3 separate regions of the Mus musculus genome follow, and regions 1 and 3 are each linked to region 2. The links are chromatin loops, found by intact Hi-C in ENCODE. Cell type or tissue: heart. All regions are shown on one strand. Region 1 holds the start of Kcnh4 (potassium voltage-gated channel, subfamily H (eag-related), member 4). Region 2 overlaps Ttc25 (tetratricopeptide repeat domain 25). Region 3 overlaps Nkiras2 (NFKB inhibitor interacting Ras-like protein 2).

Region 1 (5,000 bases), 190 kb after region 2:
GGCACAAAGAGCCGCTTTTGCCTTGAGTCACACCCCCTAACCTTCCCCTCCACCCTCGGCGCTTCATGTCTTGATCTCCACTCTCAAGGGTTCTGCACCCCGTTTCTTTGCCACGGTTTTAGGAGATCCAGCACTCCATTCTCTCTCCTCTGATCTCACCACATCCAGATACCCACCCTGTCCCAAGGAGACTTGACCCAGCCGGCCCAACTCACGCGTGCCGTCAAAGCGGGTGGCGATGGTGTCCAGAAAGGTGTTTTGCGGGGCCAGCAACCCCTTCATGACCGGCATGGCCCCGGGTACGGATTCGAGGCGTTGCGCGGGCTGCGTTCAGCGCGGCCTGGCCGGAGGGGGCGCGCTACCGGCGGGGCCGGGGCGCCCCATGCGCCGGCCTGCCTCCTCCCCTCCTCTCGCCGCCGCTGCCTGTGTGCTCTGAACCTGTTAGTTCTAAGCTCTGCTCCGCAGCACTTCGAGAGCCGCCACCCCCACCCCGCCCCACCTCCCCACGGGTCAGGTTTTCCCCGGAGGGCTCGGCCCGCGCCCACCACGTGGCTCCGCACCGGGAGGGGCCGCCAGAGACACCCGAAGCCCTCCTCTGTGGCCCTCCTCCCAGAGGGGAGCGGCCCACGCGTGTCTCTTGGGGAGAGACTCGGAGACACGCCCACCATCCAGGCTTGAGGTGATGAAGTGGGACTGGAACGGTAGCCACGCCCTTCTTTCAGGGTGATCACGCCCCTACGCGTGGTTCCCTGGCTGCTCCAGTAGCTCCACCCCACGGGTTTCCCCGCGCGGCCCACGCTGCGACTGGTGTCTGGTTGACAGTGCCTCCTGCTGGAATTGGGATATTTTTCTTTCTTCCTTCCTTCCTTCCTTCCTTCCTTCCTTCCTTCCTTCCTTTCTTTCTTTCTTTCTTTCTTTCTTTCTTTCTTTCTTTTAAAAGGTTGTTTCATTTATATATTTTTGCATTTGTGTGTGTGTGTACATTTCTGTTCCAGTAGTGCAGATATGGAGGTCAGAGGCCAACTTTCTGAAGTCGGTTCTCTCACTTTGTGGGTCCCTAGGATGGAACTCAGTTCTTCAGTCTTGACAGCAAGATCTTTGTCCACTGAACCATCTTGCTGGCCCTGCTGTCTCTACTTTAGGATTTTACATTACTGTTGTAGGACTGCTACAGCAACGGGACACCGAATGTTGGCTTAAACGATTTTGGGATCTGGAAATCTGAGTTCAAGGTCAACTCAGGGCTGGATTCCTCTGAAGGCTGTGAAGAAGAGTCTCTTTCTTCCATACTCTCCCCTAGCTTCTCCCTTGGCTGGTGACCTGTGGCATTTCTTAGCTAGTGGGTACATTGCCCTGGTCTTTATTTCCATGTTCACGTGAGTTCTTCCTGTTTCTCCTAATCCCCTGTGTACCCTAATCCCCCCACCCCCACCCCGTTGTTGTTGTTGTTTTTTAAGAACACTACTTATACTGGATTACAGGTCTACCATACTCTGCTCCTGTCTCATTTTAGCTGACAACATTGGCAAGGTCACTTTCTAAATGCTGGGGGTGGGGTGGAGTGGGTTAATATTGCAGCGTGTGAATTTGGGGGAAGCACACTTCAACCTGCAATAGGCACCTTTGGCTGGAGCAGGAGACAAATCTTTGCCCATTCTCTGCTTAAAACCATCCCCAGACTTCTCATTCTATACAACAAGGTGTAACATCTGCTGCTCCTATGCAATGGCTGCACAAACTTACCCACCTCCTTCCCAGTGTGGCATTGCTCACACACCACGGTACAGTGGACCACACTATGGATGCTCTGGGAGGCTCCTCATGAAAGCTCAGATGCCTTGCTTCTTCTGCAGCCTTACATCCAGCCCTTGCCAGGTGGACTCTGTGCCCTTGTATTGGACCTCTCTGTGTAGGTCCCTATTATAAAACAGTGGGGGCTGAGGATGTAGCAGTCGATAGAGTGATTGCTTAATTAATATATATGAAGCTCCGGGATCAGTCCTCCAGCATTTGCATAAAGGAGGCGTGGTGGAGCACACTTGCAGTATCAACACCACCGGGGAAATAGAGGGTAGTAAGATCGGGTCATTTAAGTATAAGGTCATGCTGATCTTTCCAGGGCAACCGAGGATACCCTGTTTCTAAATAAATAAAGTAGGTAGTAGAACAACATGAGGGCACATCGGTACCTCATTTCCACCCTCCCAAATGTGTAGCACACACCCCAGGACTGCAAGGTTCCTTGCTGGATTCTTCCCGACCAAATAAGTATTTGCAATGAGAAACACAAGCTGCTTCCAGGCCCTAGACTCGTCACAATTCTCAAGATGCTTTCCCGCCCCCTGGAGGCCTGAACTTGACACACAGAAACATAGATTAGTCACACCAACAGAGAATCGTCTTTATTGCCATTTACCAAGAGACTGACAGCGGCGAGCAGAGGGGGAAGTTTGGATCAGGACAAGGATAGAAGATGGGTTCAGACTCCGGACCCTCCCCGGGGTGCTAAAGCGGTGGTAGTTACGGTCGGACAGCCGCGACCAGAGCAGGGATGTGGCTCTAGCTCTGCGCCTGCGCGGCGGCCCATGGTCAGGATGCCAGCTGCGTGGTTACCGTTGGCCTGAAGGAGGCGCTGCAGCCGTCCCTGGAGGCCTGGAGGTCCAGGCCGCCGCTTTCCCAGAGTCAGGATACCCGCAGCGTGGTTGCCAGCTCCGTGCAACAGTTCGTAGAGACGGCAGGAACACGTCTTCTGGCGACAGCAGTCGGGCAGAGGCTGTGCGTCCACCCCAAGCGACAGCAGCGCCGGCGGCAGCAGTAGCAGCAGCAGCAGCGTCACGGCGGCCCAGGGAACCTAAAGGGGGACAGAGACAAGGTGCAAATGGGTTTCACTCCACACAGCCAGTTGGCTCTGAACCTCTTGTTGCCATAGATCCTGCTAGGCTGTCATTGGGTTTCCTGCGGCTGGCTCCTTTGTCAATTCATCCTTCAATACACAACTGAGCCTTATCGTCTTCGAAACCTTCATAGGCTTCTCTGGGGTAGAAGAAGTTTGTCCTGTGCAAACATATTTAAAGGCTTGACTCTCCACCCACAGACAGGTGCTTCTAAGTCTGTCTGCACCAAACTTACTAGCCCTTCCCTCCACACACAGCAGGTTTGTTCCTTTGCTGGGGAAACTGTACATTGTGGCTTTGATCTAGTTTCTCACCCCCTTGGGATAGCCCTTCCTCACCTACAAACCAGGCATAAAATCATCCCTACTACCCTGTTGAGTGCAAGACATAACTGACAAGCACAGAGAACATCGGAAATACAAGAACTCATTAAACGTGAGCTCCCACACAATGGCGTACCCAGTGTTAACCAAGGAGGCAGGTTGCCAAGAACCCACCCATACTCCTCTCTCAGTGCTACACGCTAGAAAGAGCATATGAGCCCAGTCCTCGGCAAGCACTATCATGGCCTCAGTAGTCTGATGATTTATGTCCCTGTTTCTGGCTCTTTACCTTTGTAGAAGGAAAGTTCATGGTGCCTGGAGCTCAGGGGAAAGTAATCTGGAGAGATGATCTCTTCAGTGCAGTGGTCCAAATACCCAAGAAGTCTGAGGCCGTCGTCTTCAGTGGCTCGCTTCCAGGGGCCAGGGGTTTATAATGCTCTGAGGTGTGTGTGCGGGGGAGACATGAGTATGTGTGTCCACCTTAAACCAGACAAAGGCATGTCTAAGATTAGCATCTTGCAGGGGAACCGTTTCCAGGTTGGACCCAAAGAATGGCCGCCCTGTCCCTGGTCCCCAGCTTGTCTGTCTGCCTGTTCCTTGGAGATAGGGCAGTTTCCGAGTACTAATGAGGTTACCTTGCACCCAGGAATCTAAGTTCACAAAAGAGGCCTTGGCTGGGACACTGGAAGGAGACAATGGGGGGGGGGACAGTTGCTAATTAGGGGCAGAAATGGCAGTCTGAGAATTACTGTCTATGGTATGTTGAAGGTAGGGAGGGTACCTGGGTGGCATACCCTCTCACCCCCACTGACTCTGTGGTCCATCAGGTTCCAGGGCCTTTTCCTCCATGGAAACAGCTTTTGACACCCTACTCCCCAACCCCTACCCCACCCCCCAGCTCTCCTTTTCTTCTGTCCCTTTCACCAAACTCCTCCATGGAAAGTCCTGGAGACTTACTGTGGGCCACGGGTGAGAGAGCAGCCAAGCCTGGAGTTCAGAAGCTGATGAAGGGTAGACATCTCCTGGGCCAGTAGAGAAGAGGGTAGTCTTACTCTGCCATCTCCAGGATTGAGCCACCATGGAACAGGGTGTGGGTGGTCAAGGACTCAAGCCACTTCCAGGCCAGGGTTCACCTTCAGGGTCCTTTTAAGAAGCCCTTGATAAAGCCGGGCAGTGGTGGTGCACGCCTTTAATCCCAGCACTTGGGAGGCAGAGGCAGGTGGATTTCTGAGTTTGAGGCCAGCCTGGTCTACAGAGTGAGTTCCAGGACAGCCAGAGCTACACAGAGAAACCCTGCCCCCCCAAAAAAAAAAACCCAAAAGAAAAAAAGAAAGAAAGAAAGAAAGAAAGAAAGAAAGAAAGAAAGAAAGAAAGAAAGGAAGAAAGAAGCCCTTGATGTAGATCAGTCCTGCATGGGTGCAGGGACAGTTGTGTGTCTACCTATTTTCTTTTCTTTTCTTTTTTTTTTTTTGATTTTTCGAGACAGGGTTTCTCTGTGTAGCCCTGGCTGTCCTGGAACTCACTCTGTAGACCAGGCTGGCCTCGAACTCAGAAATCCACCTGCCTCTGCCTCCCAAGTGCTGGGATTAAAGGCATGCGCCACCACGCCCAGCCCACCTATTTTCTTAAATTTTCTTATTTTTAGATTTATATGTATGAGTGCTTACCAGTGTGGAGGGATCTATACTGCACATGTGCCTGGTGCCTGTGACTACCAAAGGAGGGTTTTGGAACCCCTGGAACTGGAGTTATAGAGAGTTGTGAGCCACCAGGTAGGCACTGG
Region 2 (5,000 bases):
GCAAAGCCAGGAGGTAGCTCAGGCTTGTCCAGCCCCGCCCCCACCTGTCTCCTCCCAAAGATACTGTTCCAGGTGGACCTCAGCCAAGTCCCATAAAGCCCTCTTCAGGGGTCCCCCACCTACCTCTTCTTGACCACCAGGTTCCTCAGGCGCTTTTCACAGGGAAGTTCTGGAGGCACACAGGTACAGGCATCCCCCCAGTATAATCATCTGCTAGAGTGGGTTTTGATGGGGGTGCCTCTCCTCTGAAGCAGGCCCCTGCTGAGAGGCCAGAGCACACAACTCAGCAGCACTGGCATGGCCAAGGGGGCCAGACTGGAGACACGGGTAGCAGCAGGAGCTTGAGAAAGGAGCAGGTCACCTTGTCAGTGACACCCCGAGGATGCACCCAATAGGAGATAGGCCTCAGGCTGAGCTTTGGAGGACAAGCAGGATTGGTCTGGAATAGCGGGGCACAGGGTGGGGGCAGAGAGCTGTGCTGGAGGGACAGGGGGTGCCAGAGAAGAGACCTTTTGGGAGGAAAGTTTATGATGTGGTGAGGCCAATACTTTCATATCGCAGTAGAAAAATCCCTCCCAAGAGACCCCCAGTGAACACCCCTGCTTCTTCTGTATTTCTCAGGGTAGCTTAGGCCTGACATATCGCTGCCCAGTTCTCGTTGAGGGACAGTCCCCGTGACACACACCTCAGAATGCCCACCTTCACTCCAGCCCTGCCACGTGTGTGCTCCACGAGTCTCGCTTGTGGCCCCTCTGACTTGATCCTCTCCCACATGACCACCCATGGAGAGCACAAGTATTTACCTTGCAGTTATTGTGGTAAGGTGGGCTGAGCCCATGCCTGTCTGGCTGTGATCCTGGCCCCATGTGAAGTTTAGTGTCCGCACAAAAACCAAGGCAAAAGCATAAGCCCTTGTCTGTGACCAAGGAGAGTGGGAGCGAGAGCCCTGGTCTCCTGGGAGGCAGGGCTTGGGGCTCTCCGAGAGGCAGCGCTGAGGTTACCCTGAAGGCTGGGCATTGACTTCATTAATTGATCCTCCGTGGCTCCTTGTGGGACCAGGTCTGAGACCCCTCCACCTACCCCTGCCTCTTGCGTTACCATTTCTAGATATGAAACCCAACTGGGCAGGCCCCAGAACCATGTTGTCCACCAGGCATCCAGTTACACATATCCTAAAGCCTCAGTATCCTAGAGCTCAGTGCCAGCCTCTGAGATGACTGACAAAGATGGAGGCTCTTCAAGACCTCACAGAAAGCAGGGTGTGGGGACATGCTTATAATCCCATCAGAGGCAGAAGCTGCAGCTCGGACCGACATACTTAATGAGTCCCTGTTTCAATTTAAAAAAAAAAAAGATTTATTTATTACTATACATAAATACACGGTAGCTGTCTTCAGACACACCAGAAGAGGGCGTCAGATCTCATTATGGGTGGTTGTGAGCCACCATGTGGTTGCTAGGATTTGAACTCAGGATCTTCAGAAGAGCAGTCAGTGCTCTTAACTGCTGACTCATCTCCCCAGCCCAAGAGACCCTGTTTCAAAACAAAAAGCAACCAGGTGGCGCATGTAATCCCAGCATGTAGCAAGTAGAGGCAGGAATTTGAGGCCAGCCTGGGATAGAGAGCAATAGCCTGTCTCCAAAAAAAAAAAAAAAAAGAAAGTGTTCACCAGCTCCTCTGACTTCCACAGGCCTTGGACGATGCCAACAAGGGCATCATCGAAGAACTTAAGAAAACGAACTACAGGGAGATACTCAGGGAAAAGGCAGAGAGACGTGAGTCACTACCCCTTCCGTCCCTCCCCCACCCTTCTCTGCCAGTTATCCTGCCTCACTCACCAGTCACTCCCAAGGCCAGGTTGGCATTGCCCTCTGAGTATGCTCACTCACGCAGTTGCCAACAGCAGCTGAATCTCTTCCTGGATCAGGACGGGGATGGCCTGGCTTTGCCCCCAGCCCAGCTGCCCTGTAACTTCGTTCTTCCTTCTTCCATTCTGTCTTCAGGTTATTCGTGGGGTATTTACCATTTTTATCACTTGCAGTGTGCCAGGTAGGTGTTAGATTCTCAGACAGACCAGGGACTCTTCTCTGCAGGGCCCACAGCCCACAGGACCATTACTCTGTAGCAGGGAATGGCCATCACTTCCTGACGTTCCTCTAGTCTCTCCCCACCAAGTCCTGGGTTTACAGGTGTTTGCCTCCAGTTCTCAGGGCTCAGGACTCAGGGTCATCCATCCATTGCACCATCTCTCCAGTGCCTGCCTCGTGGTAGCTGATTCCCTCAAAGAGAGGTCAGTCCTCTGTTTGGAGATTGCATGGAGCAGTTAAAAAGCCACTGGAGTGATGGATAGGGGCTGGGGAGTGGGGGGTGGGCAGAAAAGCAACTTCTCCTCTGGGCCAGCCACAGGCAGAGGAAAGACCTCATGCCTTCTCATGGGGGCACTTCCTTCTCTGAACAGAAGAGGGCACTGTTGTCTATCTTTTTACCTTGGGATGGCTGAGCCCCTTTTCCACTGACTTCGCCATGAGCGGCTTCCAGGAAGAAGAGCATGAAGGATACCCAGGATGCGATGGTGACTTTTCTGTATTTATCAGCCAAGGAGCAAGAATCATTAAGACGGCGGCTCTCCAGCAGCCCCTCTTACTCACAGCCTGCTCACATGTTTACAAAAGAACTGGACACTGACTGCTCCCCAGGGACAAACACAATGGTGGCAGGATGGGGCCAGTGGGGGGGGAGAAAAAAAAAAAAGACCCCGTGTCCCCTGTCAACACCTATGCCATTTTTGTCCAGGAAGGAAGGATGTCTTTTGCATCACAGCAGTGGGAGGCAGGGTTGTGGGAAGATCTGATACAGTGTGACAGTACCATTGTGGGAGGGTCTGATACAGTGTGACAGTACCAGAGCAGTGGCTGCTCACAGGGCATGGAGCAAAGAGTAAAGCACCAGTGCCATTTCCTGTAGGGAAAGAAGCCTGTGTTCTTGGGTCAGGCCGTCCAGGGTTCTAATTCTGGTTTCGGTCTTTCTTGGACTGTGGTGAGTTCTCCTTTGTGCCAGTATCGGGCTCCCTTGCAATTGCGTGGTAATCCAGCGGTGTGACATATGCGGTGGCATCTCACCCGATGGCACAGCAGAGCCTCTCCGGGACCCGAGCAATGATTGGCTCCCTCCCTTGGAAAGAGTGTGACATGTGACACCATGTGACCGAGGCCACCCTCAGGTCTTTGCATGGGCCGCGCGTTTCACCCTGCACCCACCCCGTTCTGTTTTTCAGAGGACATCATGTCACAGATGGATTTGCAGGGAGCATCTGAGAAGGAGCCGCTGCGAGGGCGAGAGGAGCAGGAGAGGGTGGTGAAGCAGTGGGAGAGGGACCAGGAAAGTGAGAGAGAAGCCACGGATGACGAGCAAGACAGGAAAAGCTCGGGAGGACTCAGCAAAAAACTGTTGGGAGACGGTCACTCGTCAAACCTAGGGATTAGGAGAGAGTCCAGAGAAATCTACAGAAGGCTCTCGGACTACTCCAGCCACCTACCCTCAGAGGACGGCAGCCAAAAACAAGAGAAGAAACAAGCAGAAGCAGCCAAAGGGGAGGTCCAAAAGTTGGAGAAGACAAAAGAGGAATAATCTAAAGCCCAGGCTACTTAACAACAGAGAAGGGATGAAGACCGCTCAGTAGGCTCCGAGGTTCAGGCGGACAGTGTTCCCAGGTGTTTTGGAGAGGAAACACTGGGAGACTCACTCCTACAGACCCCCCGCCCCCGTTTCTCCATTAAATATGCGCCTTTAACTTTTATAGATCTTGAGTGACACTGTGCTGCCTCCCACCCCTCGTTCTCAGTAGGGACCAATGGAAGAGATGAGCAGGGTGGGTGGAGAAGCAGGTGAGTGTCTGAGAGCGCAGAACCCTGAAAGAACAGGAAAGGAAAGCCCCGAGAACCGTTGACTCAGTTTCCCCAGGATGTACAAGGCTTGGGAGTGGGGTGGAGATATACAGAAACCCCAGCTCTGCTGACATCATCCATCTTATAAAGCCTGTAGGCCTTCAGAGTAGATTGGAGTAAAAGCTGTGTCTACCGGCAGACTGTCTGGGAGAAGAGTCCCAGAATGTGCGGCCTCCTCTGTGCAGCCTTAAGCTGCCCTGGGAATATTATGTTCTAGAACAGCACAGAAATCCCACTGAGAAGGCTGTGACTTCCTAGAGTTAGCGAATAAACATCTGGCCTCAAAAGGATCAGCCTGGGCTGGAGAGATGGCTCAGTGGTTAACAGCAGTCCTGAGTTCAATTCCCAGCAACCATGTGGTGGCTCACAACTGTCTGTAATGGGATCTGATGCCCTCTTCTAGTGGATCTGAAAACAGCAACAGTGTTCTCATACACATAAAATAAATAAATAAATCTGGAAAAAAAAAAGATCAGGCCATCTTAGGGTTTTAACTACTGTGAACAGACACCGTGACCAAGGCAACTCTTAGACAACATTTAATTGGGGATGGTGGTTTACAGGTTCAGACGATTATTATTAAGGTGGGATTGTGGCAGAATCCAGGCAGGCTGGAGGACCTGAGAGTTCTATATCTTCATCTGAAGGCTGCTATGAGAAGACTGACTTCCAGGAAGCTAGAATGAGGGTCTTAAAGCCCATGTCCACAGTGACACACTTTCTCCAACAGAGTCACACCTCCTAATGGTGCCACACCCTGGGCCAAGCATATACAAACCATCATGCAAGGCCTTTGCCATGTGGTCCAGAAGCAGGGATAAAGATGACTTAGGCTGGATGAAGCCAGGATTCCAGTCAAGTGAGAGGCAATTCAAAGGCAGAATGACTTTGGTCCCCAAACTTATCCCCAGGTCAAGTCCAGGAACTTGTGCCTACTAGACAAGTCTTCTAACACCAAGCTATAGTCCCAGTCCCTAGATAAAAGTATTTTAAATCATGTCTTTTTAAAATTACATTTTAAATGAGGCCGGAGAGATAGCGCAGAGGCTAAGAGC
Region 3 (5,000 bases), 57 kb after region 2:
ACAAGAAGGAGGTACATGTCCTAGACTTCTGCTGGGAGCCCAGTGGTAGGAGAGCATGAGCGTGGGTCCTCGGTATGCTTTCGGGTGTATACTGGCTGGTTTTGTGTGTCAACTTGACACAGCTGGAGTTAGCACAGAGAAAGGCACTTAAGGTGAGGAAATGCCTCCATAAGATCCTGCTGTGGGGCATTTTCTCAATTAGTGATCAAGAGTGGAGGGCCCCTTGTGGGTGGTGCCATCCCTGGGCTAGTAGTCTTGGGTTCTATAAGAAAGCAAGCTGAGAAGCAAGCCAGTAAAGAACATCCCTCCATGGCCTCTGCATCAGCTCCTGCTTCCTGCCCTGCTTGAGTTTCAGTCCTGACTTCCTTTGATGATGAACAGCAATGTGGAAAATGCAAGCTGAATCAACCCTTTCCTCCCCAACTTGCTTCTTGGTCATGATGTTTTGTGCAGGAATAGAAACCCTGACTGAGACAGGGTGCTGGCATGATTCCCAGTTGTGCGCATTTGCCAAGAGGTAGTTTAGGAGCTAGAAGGCCGGGAAGATCATTGGAGAGGGTCTTCAACCCACACAAGAGGTAGTGGGCCACATGATAGGAGAGCTCAATCGCTGAGTCTTCTTCTTGGTTTACTAGGTTCCCTCCTAGCACATGAAGCGCGGTCTAGTTTTCCTTCTCTGGGGCTCTGTGTTCTTGCTAGTCCTCCAGAAGTCCTCTGGGAACTGCATCCTCCCCAGCTGTTGGCCAGAAACAGCTGATGGCTACACCTGGTCCTGAGCCACTGCATGCCGACAGTCCCTGTTCTCATCTGTCCTCTCCAGGTCACCATCGTGGTCCTTGGCAACAAGTGTGACCTGCAGGAGCAGCGTCGCGTAGACCCTGACGTGGCCCAGCACTGGGCCAAGTCCGAGAAGGTGAAGCTATGGGAGGTGTCGGTGGCTGACCGACGCTCCCTCCTAGAGCCTTTCATCTACCTGGCCAGCAAGATGACCCAGCCGCAGAGCAAGTCTGCCTTCCCCCTCAGCCGCAAGAACAAGGGCAGCGGCTCCTTGGATGGCTGAATAGCTGCCCTTCTTGCTTCACCATTCCAAGCCCATTCCGGGATGGGTGGCGAGCACAGGGTGCATAAGCAAGCTGTTCTTCCCAGTCGGTAGGGGAGTGACCCTCTAGGACAGGAAGCTGGGCTGGCCCAGGCCAGTGCCACCTTTGTCCTCTCTTAACTCCAAGAAGTGCAAGTGAACTTGATTGTTGGCCCTCCCTTGACCTTCCATAATAGTTCCCACCCCTCCCCCAGCTGACCATATTTTCTCCACTGTCACCTAGACACTTATGGGTTAGTGTCCCTTCCATCTGCCTGGTGCAGGAAGCAGGGCCGTCATGCCAACGCGCCCAGTCCAGGATCTGCCTCCTATCAGGGATCCCAACTCTGAATTTCCTGCCACTAACATACACACAGTACCAGCCTTAAAACAAAAGACTAGGTACTGTAAGCATACATTTGTGCGAGCTGGCTTAGGGTTGGTTCCTCATCCTCCACCCTGACCTTTCCTCTGGCCTGTTCAAGGCCTGGTAAAGTCAGGCTCCTGGGAGTGGCATTTCCTGTTTGACCTCTACCCATCTCCCAGTTGTTTCACTTCCTCTTCCTGTTCCAGGAGCAGAGGTCTTATTGGCTGAGGTAGAGTGGAGTGATGACTGGGCTGTCACATGCCCTGAGACTTAGCAAGACTCTTCTCCCCTGAGCGTCAGTCTTCTCGTATGTGAGTTGACAGAAGCTTGGATGTCACCTAGAGCCACGGGTAGCGCTGTGACTTTTCTAAAGCTGGTGGCTTGGGCCTCCTGTGTGTCTTCTGCCCCTGCTCCACCCTCTTTAAGGTGCTACACCTACCGGCCCTGGAGGCTGGACGGCCTCTCTTAACCACCAGGGGGCAGGGGTGCACTCTGCTCAGTGCTGCGAGCGAGCGGCTGTCTATTAACCTGCCCAACAGGGTAGTGTCCATCCCTCCTGGTTGGTTTTGGCTAGTAGCTGGACTTTATATTTATACTCTCTCTGTATTTATGCACCTGCTGCTCTGGTGAAGGTGGGATAAGCCGCGCCCCCAGCCCTTCTTTCTTACCTCAGATGCCTGAAGAGAACCAGGCAGCCCAGTAGCAGCTTCCCAGGAGCTGACAAGCCTTCCATCAGAGGCTTGTGCTATCAAGTGAGCTTATCACCCACAACCTGCGGTGCCCACTCCGTGCTTCTGATGTGCACACCTCACACGGGTTAAACACTATGGCCAGGCCACCTCCAATACCCTCTCCTCCTCCTAGAACAGGCGAGGGGGGGCTGGTGCCCAGGCCTGGGCAAGGAGAGTCTGGGCACCTACAGGCTCAGGCTTGAAGTTCATTTATTGATGTGTTGGACACAATAAAACCACAACTGCTATTATCAAAAAGTTTCCCGTCCCCTACCCCTTTTCTTGTCCCATTGGAAATATCTTTCAAAAAAAGGGGGATATAGGTGGATCCTGGTGAAATCCCATGTCGAATGGGGGAATGGCACTGGCTTTGGTGACATGAAAGTTGATCTTGAGGGTTTACTGGACCATGTACCAGCCCGAAACGCCACACTTGGGATGGCCAGACCCAGTGTGGAATGGAGAGTCCCTAGGCTGAGGGAGACCCAGAGCCCCTTTAGAGTTGGGGTTCAAGAGAAACCACTGAAAGGCTAAGATAAGAAGAGCTGTAGTGCCGGGTGTGGTGGTGCACGCCTTTAGTCCCAGCACTCGGGAGGCAGAGGCAGGCAGATTTCTGAGTTCGAGGCCAGCCTGGTCTACAAAGTGAGTTCCAGGACAGCCAGGGCTATTGTGTCAAAGCCAGACCAGGCAGGGTGGTGTGTGCCTTTAGTTCCGTTACTTAAGAGGCAGAGGCAGGTAGATTTTTTGAGTTTGCCAGCCTGAGCATACAGTCCCAGACCAGCCAGGATGACACAGTCAGGCCCAGCCTGAACACCACTTTTCCCTTCAAGCCCCACCCCCACGAGCAGATGGCGCGTCATCTCAACTCTGCCTCACTTTCACAGTACATTTTTTAAGAACTTTGGGGCCTCTTATCTCTATGGCCCTTTGCCATACATACCCTGTAGTCTACTTGTGGTTGTTTTGGTGTTTGAGACAGTGTCTAGCTATATGGCTCAAACTGACTTTGAACTCGTAATCCAGGCCCTAGGATTGCAGGAATGCACCACCATACCTGGCTACCCCATGGTAAATATGCCTGATAGGTTCCAGCCCACTTCAGTTTGAGATCCCTGTCTCTAGTGATTGTCCAGACCGCTCTAGAACATGGCAGGAGAGGCTGGCCCTTGGGAGCTAAAATGCTGTCAGCTCTGTGTACGTCTCTAGTTGGGGTCTGGGTATGAGAGCACCATGAGACTGGGGCTGTGGTTTTTGCATAGATCTTTGGGATTTGTTAAATCATAGATGCAGGGCAGCCTAGGGCTGGCCCAGGAAAGGAGGGTAGTGGTGGTCCTCAGAGCCAGGGGACTGGAGAACCCCAGTCTGAGTGAAGGGCAGCTACCCAGGTTGGGTGGGAACCCGGAAACTGCAAAAGGCAGTCTCTGTGGGATGTGGAGACAAGTGTCTGACTGGAAGAGATAGGATGTGGCCATTCTGAGTCCACTAATAGGGAGCAAAAAGGATGGGTCCTGCAGCAGGGCGGACAGCTCCTGCTGGAGAACGAAACAGAGCTGGGCCCAGGACAGGAGCTGGGAAGAGGGTAGCAGCTGCTGTTGCAGCAGGCCGGAGGGTCAGGGGCCCTGGCAGGGCACAGATGGCAGCAGCTGTGGTGGGCAGCGGACCAGGCAGGAAGCGGGCTGCCAGCGTCTTGGTGAGTTGCTTCTGCAAGGCCAATTTAGACTACAATAAAAACAGAAATGGAGAGGGTCTCTGATACCAGAGAAGCCCGCCCCCTCCCTGGGACACATCCAGGAGCCTTTTTGCCTCGGGGACGTGCCTTTTAGAGTTCTAAGTCTAACCTCCTCCCTCCCGCCCCCAAACAGTCATGCCAGGGGGCCTTGCTGTGCCAGCTGTCTTCCTGCCCAGCAGATGGACAGCCTCGGGACGGGCCGCACTGTGAGGGGTAGGAAGAGATGGTCTCTAGGATAAGCACACCCACCCCTGGCTTTTGCCCTTCATATTATGACCTTAGGCCCAGCCCACCCGCAGGAAATTCCTCTGGGTATGGCCCACCTCCACCCCCTAACCCTGTCCCTGCTCAGGCAGCTGCAGGACCAGCAGCCTCCCTCTTGCCACACCCCAAGCCTTTCAGCTGGCCCTGCCTCCTCCTCTCTCCCATATAGACCATGGTCCTCCTAGAGACAGGTACCTTGAGAACACTCACAGCCAGTGCTGTGTGCTTCTGCAGCTTGTTATGCTGGCTGGAGGACTTGGGGGGCTTCCCAGCCAGCCGGTCTTTGTGCCTCCGGCTGCTCATGTGCTGACAGACAGACAGACAGACAGACAGAGAATGAGATGAGGAAGCCCACAGAACCCAAACTATTCTATTGTCAGACTATCTCAGACTTCCTCTTATCCATAGTTCGTACGTTCAACACACACACAAGGGGCTCTCAGGCGTGGGACAGTCCTGGACAGCCTAGCCACATCCATCCCTCAGTGGGCATCAATGCCTCCTCCCTTGCTCTGATACCCATCCTATCCTGGTCTCCCTTCTCCTACCTGCTTGAGCTGGGTCTCTGAATTGACATGGAGCTGACAGAGGGCACAATGGAAAGGAGGGCTGGGTCCCTGCCGGCCCCCACGATTTCCTATCACTCTCTTGGTCTTGTGTCCAGTCCCTCCTCGGGACACAGGACGGCCCCGGCCCCTTCGGGGAGCCCCTTGATGACCTTCCACCATCCATCTGTGCTTAGCTCCTGGAAGGAAAGAAAACGGTCTCTCAGTACGGAAGGGAGGCCATAGCATCAAACTAGGTTAGCTTGGCTACCCCTCCGCACACACA

Evidence for each region. A loop is a pair of places that touch in the nucleus more often than their neighbours do. Peaks named below come from ENCODE experiments on the same cell type or tissue, not always from the same donor. Only the 100,000 strongest peaks of a DNase experiment are listed, where the experiment ranks them.
Region 1: it touches region 2 in a loop (2.9-fold over the local background); 8 of 42 quality-filtered maps call a loop at or near these places.
Region 3: it touches region 2 in a loop (4-fold over the local background); 20 of 42 quality-filtered maps call a loop at or near these places.

The regions. Positions count from the first base shown.
Region 1 is chr11:100,759,315-100,764,314 of GRCm38, forward strand. Kcnh4 (potassium voltage-gated channel, subfamily H (eag-related), member 4) reads right to left here and starts at 464. Exons shown (of 17, transcript NM_001081194.2): 1 at 216-464. The coding sequence starts at 291. It overlaps Hcrt (hypocretin), which reads right to left and starts at 3,617. Exons shown (of 2, transcript NM_010410.2): 1 at 3,507-3,617; 2 at 2,379-2,851. The coding sequence starts at 3,527. The coding sequence ends at 2,480. In heart, a CTCF peak has its summit at 2,597 (motif pointing right); DNase peaks (open chromatin) are centred at 747 and 2,597; H3K4me3 peaks cover 1,721 bases; H3K27ac peaks cover 466 bases; H3K27me3 peaks cover 3,670 bases.
Region 2 is chr11:100,568,165-100,573,164 of GRCm38, forward strand. Ttc25 (tetratricopeptide repeat domain 25) reads left to right here. Exons shown (of 12, transcript NM_028918.3): 11 at 1,692-1,776; 12 at 3,276-4,402. The coding sequence ends at 3,628. Among named protein-coding and RNA genes, the nearest start is that of Cnp, 4.3 kb to the right of the region's middle. In heart, CTCF peaks have their summits at 2,448 (motif pointing right) and 4,367; DNase peaks (open chromatin) are centred at 2,697 and 3,187; H3K4me3 peaks cover 1,686 bases; H3K27ac peaks cover 452 bases; H3K27me3 peaks cover 1,309 bases.
Region 3 is chr11:100,625,174-100,630,173 of GRCm38, forward strand. It overlaps Nkiras2 (NFKB inhibitor interacting Ras-like protein 2), which reads left to right. Exons shown (of 4, transcript NM_028024.2): 3 at 1-11; 4 at 821-2,429. The coding sequence ends at 1,060. It overlaps Zfp385c (zinc finger protein 385C), which reads right to left. Exons shown (of 9, transcript NM_001373887.1): 7 at 4,718-4,914; 8 at 4,365-4,475; 9 at 2,370-3,895. The coding sequence ends at 3,659. Among named protein-coding and RNA genes, the nearest start is that of Nkiras2, 4.7 kb to the left of the region's middle. In heart, a CTCF peak has its summit at 1,904 (motif pointing right); DNase peaks (open chromatin) are centred at 1,168, 1,628 and 4,119; H3K27me3 peaks cover 447 bases.